2 separate regions of the Homo sapiens genome follow, and region 2 is linked to region 1. Evidence: chromatin contacts called from ENCODE Hi-C or POLR2A ChIA-PET data. All regions are on one chromosome and are shown on one strand. Each heading gives the region's core, a stretch centred on a gene start or an enhancer-like site at or near the end of the contact. The rest is flanking DNA. Distances are from core to core; before and after follow the strand shown.

The links. A loop is a pair of places that touch in the nucleus more often than their neighbours do. ChIA-PET counts read pairs that join two places held with the same protein, here RNA polymerase II (POLR2A).
Region 2: a loop to region 1 is called in a map of Calu3, with 5 times the contacts of the local background. The contact joins two enhancer-like sites. A Hi-C loop is called at or near these places in 1 of 168 maps with a recorded cell type or tissue (Calu3). POLR2A ChIA-PET finds 5 or more read pairs at or near these places in 1 of 52 experiments (WTC11).

What each region holds. Positions count from the first base shown.
Region 1 is chr12:29,581,075-29,583,774 of GRCh38, forward strand. It overlaps TMTC1 (transmembrane O-mannosyltransferase targeting cadherins 1), which reads right to left. Exons shown (of 18, transcript NM_001193451.2): 8 at 2,333-2,500. Among named protein-coding and RNA genes, the nearest start is that of OVCH1, 85 kb to the left of the region's middle. Within about 2 kb of position 1,312, at least 9 of the 41 ENCODE cell types and tissues checked have a DNase peak (open chromatin) inside an H3K27ac peak, as active enhancers do.
Region 2 is chr12:29,639,620-29,642,368 of GRCh38, forward strand. The region is part of intron 5 of TMTC1 (transmembrane O-mannosyltransferase targeting cadherins 1); the gene reads right to left. Among named protein-coding and RNA genes, the nearest start is that of TMTC1, 140 kb to the right of the region's middle. RefSeq lists an enhancer at 544-1,094. Within about 2 kb of position 1,377, at least 15 of the 41 ENCODE cell types and tissues checked have a DNase peak (open chromatin) inside an H3K27ac peak, as active enhancers do.

The sequences.
Region 1 (2,700 bases), core at 62-2,561:
GAGTGGATAAGTAACTTGCCTAAGATCACACAGCTATTCAATGGCAGAACTTGGAGTAGAGCCAGAAAGTCTAACTCCATACCCTGCACCCAACCACTAACCTTAATGTGCCTCATAGATTCTCAGTAAATGTTTGTTTGACTGACCTGAACATTACTTAGCACAAATGAATTCATAAAAACATCTGTTCTGGCCTTGAAGGAAAAAGAACAGTCTTAATAGTCTTTTAAAGTCTCAGATTCTTAAAAGTTTTCTCAGGACATAGATAAATGATAATAGGCAAAGATTTCTAGAAAATATCAATAGCTTTGATTTACACATTACACAAAATTTGATTGGACCACCAAAGGCCTCTTTAGTTGCAAAATCTCTTTAAGCACGAATGTGGAATGGTTGTGTTTTAGAAATCAATTGATGTGAAGATACTACATACTTCCATCTAAAACAATAGAAGCTTCTGGATGCAAGGCCAATCAGCTATTTTTTTTTCTTTTTTTTTTACATCTTTGGCATCAGCTGTAAAGGGTTTGAGTACTAAGTCTGCCAAAATCCATTCCCAAAGTTGCTCTGATTAAGCAGTCAACATCATTAGAAAATACAACCACTGTTAGTACCTTTATTCAGGCAAAAGGTTTAGCACAGGGCAGAACTGTTTCTAAAGATGCTCGTAAAAGCTCTGACTAGTGAAAGAGAAAGGAAGAAAAAACTATGCCAACAGAGACTCGGAGGAAGTTATATTACTGAACTTAAATACTCCTGTGTTTACCGAATGACCTTAGTTAGCATGAGGCAGAAGGAAGGAATGAGTCTGTTGTGGTCTGTGAGAATCGTGTTTAATAGAAAGGGGTATGACAGGGACTTAACAGAATCTAAGAGTGATTTTGCAGATCTGTGTGGAAAAAAAAAGATGCATTAAAAACAATCCACACAAAAAACTCTACATTGAGCTCCCTACAGTACCCGCTGAAATGATCATAATGACGATCATGACAATGATATGTAATACGTAATAATACATAAATAAAGTAATAGGACATGCATGCCAGACTGACTTTTTGTTTTATATTTTAAAAAATGTCAAATTGCCAAGTAAAATCAAACACATTATTTTAAAATAGTAGAAGAGTGCAGTGAACCTTTGTCTTATTTGTTCTTTCACTCATTCATTCATATTTGGCAGCCCAGAGATTATTCCCCCTTCTTACAGTGCTTGGATTTCCTGCTGGGAACTTCCCTCTTGCCTCACTTTGAGAAGTCTGGGTGGAACCCCAAGGGGCTCTGCCTGCCCTAGCTCCCTCCATGGAACTCAGAGGAGGCTTCTTGGTCAGATCAGTCCTCTCAGTGCCTTGCTAGGGACAAGGGGCAGGCATGTGACTAATCTTAAGTTCAGCCAAAAAGCTTTCTTTTCCTAAGACTTTGATGTGTACATCCAAAAACCTGGTGTTAAGTTTACCTGTTTGTTTCTGAGAGGGTGCTCAAGACGGATTTTCCAGATGCCTGTTTCCTGTCTTGGGTGTGCCGGGTTCTTCACTTCCCTTAATTCTGTATGCCTTCCTAGCCTCTTCCAACAGTTTCCCCTTTCCTTAAGTGATATTAGCTCTGCTTCAATTGTTTGCCCCCAAAGAATAAGTGTTGGGTACCAGCTAATCAGGAAACCAAGAAAAAAATCATGGTGACTAAATTGACCAATCAGGTCATAAGTGAGGACAGAAGCTTGGAAGAGGCCCAGACTGGGGATTCCTGGAAGACTGGGCAAATATTGTTTGGGTGTCAGGTGTGGCAGTGCCAAGAGAGCCAGGCGAAGGTCGCCAGGGCTGCGGCATTTAGTGAGGCTGACTAAGCCCCAGAAACACAGCATCATGAATGGCAGTCTCAAAGAATGTTCAAAATTAATGTTCAAAATAAAGCAACTAGGTCACAGATCACAGCGTATCATGCTGGAATATTCTAAAGAAGGATACTGCATTTCTCTTCCCTCTGGCTGTGTGCTCACTTTTCACATGCACTTCTTGGTTTCATTTTGTTTATAGCTGATTTTACAGCCCTGCTCATCATTAAAACTGTTTCCATCTGAATTCACAGACTCAAAAACTTTCCCAGGAGCCTTATTTTCATAAATTCACTTAGAAAGAGCTCATGTTAAGTTTTATATATCATTTTAAAAATCTAAAGTTAAAACCCCACATAAAATTACATCTTCCATTTAAAACTTTATTAAAGATAATTTTCCTTAGTAAATACTGCCAGGCCCATGTTACCTCATTTGTTTGGAAACAATTTGTAAGCAAAGAAATAAACAGGAAGATATTTATTTTTATCTGTCTAGTCATACCTGAATAGGGACTCTCTTGACAGCCAAATTTCATTCTGTTTCACAGTTTTCCAAGAGAAAAGCAACAGCAGCAACACAGTGGACACAATCAGGGTGGTGGCCCCACATCGATTCAGCCAAGTGCAGAGCTTGCTCAGTCCATGCACAAAAAGGATGCAGTAGCCCATGCTGGAAAACAGGGTGGAAGGAACGGGATTACTTTGGGGGTGCAATAGCTTCCCCCCAGAATTATCTCCTACAAAACTAACTTTCAAATGAAGCTTGTCCTGTGCTAGAGAAACAAATAGAAACTCCCCTGCCTTGGACAATATTAACATGTTAGTTCTCTAAAGTGCTGCACTAGCAGGTTTGCTATTTCTTGTAGAAAT
Region 2 (2,749 bases), core at 127-2,626, 59 kb after region 1:
CCTAAGCAATTCCACCCAACAGCATTGGACACAAGTGTTTACCAAAAGACATTTAGAAGATTGTTCATAGCAGGACTTTTCTTAATAGCGCCAAACTGGAGACAACTCACATATCCATCTACAATAAAATGCATACATACATTATGGAATATCCATGTGATGGAAATCAATTCAGCAATGAGAATGAATGCAACAACATGGAGGAACCTCACAATGGTAATGTGGAACAAGCACAGAAGACACAAAAGAAAAGGAAATCAAGAAAAACCATCTATAGACAACGATATATGACTGGAAGCAGGACCTGAGCTCCAGGAAACAAGGCTGGTACTAGAAAGCCACAGGCAATCCCCCAGTGGAATGGATCATGTAAAAGCCAGCAAAGTAGAAGGTGCTAGATAAGTGCTATGCCCCCATGGGGCATTCCGGGGCCGAGACCCATCAGTAGTCCTGAACACTTGCTGCTTCAGCACCTGGGACCCATAGAGATAGTGAGACTATTTCCAAACACCCGATGAAAGAAGAAAAGAGAGCCAAGCAACTCCGACAAGCTTCTCATTGTGTTCTGTTAAAGTTCCTCTGGCTTACAAGGATGAATGGTCCAATTAACCGAGCTCAATTAAAGGCGGAGACTATTTTTAAAATTCCCAGAAGAGACGTATGGTGAGATCACGGCAGACAGGAGGCAGGAACAGATGCAGCTGTGGACAGAGCAGCGAGGGGGGGCTCACATTGTGAATTTTAGCTCCAGATTGATTGCAAGAACAAATCAGCAATCCCAAGAGGACCCACAGACCCTCTTAAGGACCCAGGAGACCCCCCACAAAACTGTGAATGCCCCAACAGTGGAAGTGGGAAAGGGAGACCCTCCTCTCCCAAACACGTCCCCCACAACTGGAGAAGCTGAAGGTCTGTTTGTGGGAGAAGTTTCTGACTTTACCTGGAGCTGAGTCAATTTGGAGAGCCAAGTGAAATACTGGGGTAGAGGAAGCAGCAGAAAGGCCCTGGGAGCTCGCGGGCTCCCCTGGCAGGCCGTTCCTGCCTGGAACCACAGGGATCCAATGGGAGAGAAGCAGGGGATAAAACTACACAGAGAGAAGGAAATCTCTAGCTGAACTTTGTAACAGTTTGAACGGGGTGAGAAGCCTCCTGGCCAGAACTCGGGGGAGGGTGCAAATCTGATGTGCAGACTCCACAGGCTAGGGAAGAACCAAGCCCTTTTCTTATGCAGCTGGGAGGCAGACAGCCTCATATCGCTTACGGTCTGGGGGTTGTTGAGGGGGGCATGGTGGGAGTGAGACCAGCCCTTCGGTTTGTGTGGGAGCTGGGTGAGGCCTGTGACTGCCGGCTTTCCCCGGCTTCCCTGACAACCTGCATGACTCAGCAGAGGCAGCCGTAATCCTCCTACATACACAATTCCAGTGACCTAGGAATCTCACTCCCAGCCCCCACAGCAGCCACAGCAAGACCCGCCCAAGGAGGGTCTGAGCTCAGATATGCCCAGCCCTACCCCCACCTGATGGTCCTTCCCTACCCATCCTGGTAGCAAAAGACAAAGGGCATATACTCTTGGGAGTTCTAGGGCCCTGCCCACCATCGGTCCCTCCCTATACTAGCACAGATGAAGCTCTCTGGAAAGCACCACCTCCTGGTAGGAGGCCAACCAGCACAAAAATAGAGCATTAAACCACCAAAGCTAAGAACCCTCATGGAGTCCATTGCACACCCCAGCCACCTCCACTGGAACAGACACTAGTATCCATGGCTGAGAGACCCATAGACGGTTCATATCACAGGACTCTGTAGACAACCCCTGGTACTAGCCCAGAGCCCAGTAGATTCAATGGGTGGCTAGATCCAGAAGAGAGACAATAATCACTGCAGTTTGGCTCACAGGAAGCCACATCCATAGGAAATGGGGGAGAGTACTTCATCAAGGGAACACACCGTGGGACAAAAGAATCTGAACAACAGCCTTCAGCCCTAGACCTTCCCTCTGACAGCACCTACCCAAATGAGAAGGAACCAGAAAACCGACCCTGATAATATGACAAAACAAGGCTCTTCAATACCCCCCCAAAAAAATCACACTAGTTCACCAGCAATGGATCCAAACCAAGAAGAAATCCCTGATTTACCTGGAGAAGAATTCAGGAGGTTAGTTATTAAACTAATCAGGGAGGGACCAGAGAAAGGCAAAGCCCAATGCAAGGAAATCCAAAATATGATACAAGAAGTGAAGGGAGAAATATTCAAGGAAATAGCTTAAGAAAAAGCAATCAAAACTTCAGGAAACTTTGGATACATGTTTAGAAATGTGAAATGCCTTGGAAGTTCTCAGCAATATAATTGAACAAGTAGAAGAAGAAATTCAGAGCTCAAAGACAAGGTCTTCGAATTAATCCAATCCAACAAAGACAAAGAAAAAAGAATAAGAAAATATGAACAAAGCCTCCAAGAAGTCTAGGATTATGTTAAATGACCAAACCTAAGAATAATCAGTGTTCCTGAGGAAGAAGAGGATTCTAAAAGCTTGGAAAACATATTTGGGGGAATAATCGAGGAAAACTTGCCTGTCCTTGCTAGAGATCTAGACATCCAAACACAAGAAGCACAAAGAACACCGGGAAATTCATCACAAAAAGATCTTTGCCTAGGCACGTTGTCATCAGGTTATCCAAAGTTAAGGCGAAGAAAAGAATCTTAGGAGCTGTGAGACACAGAAGCACCAGGTAACCTTTAAGGAAAA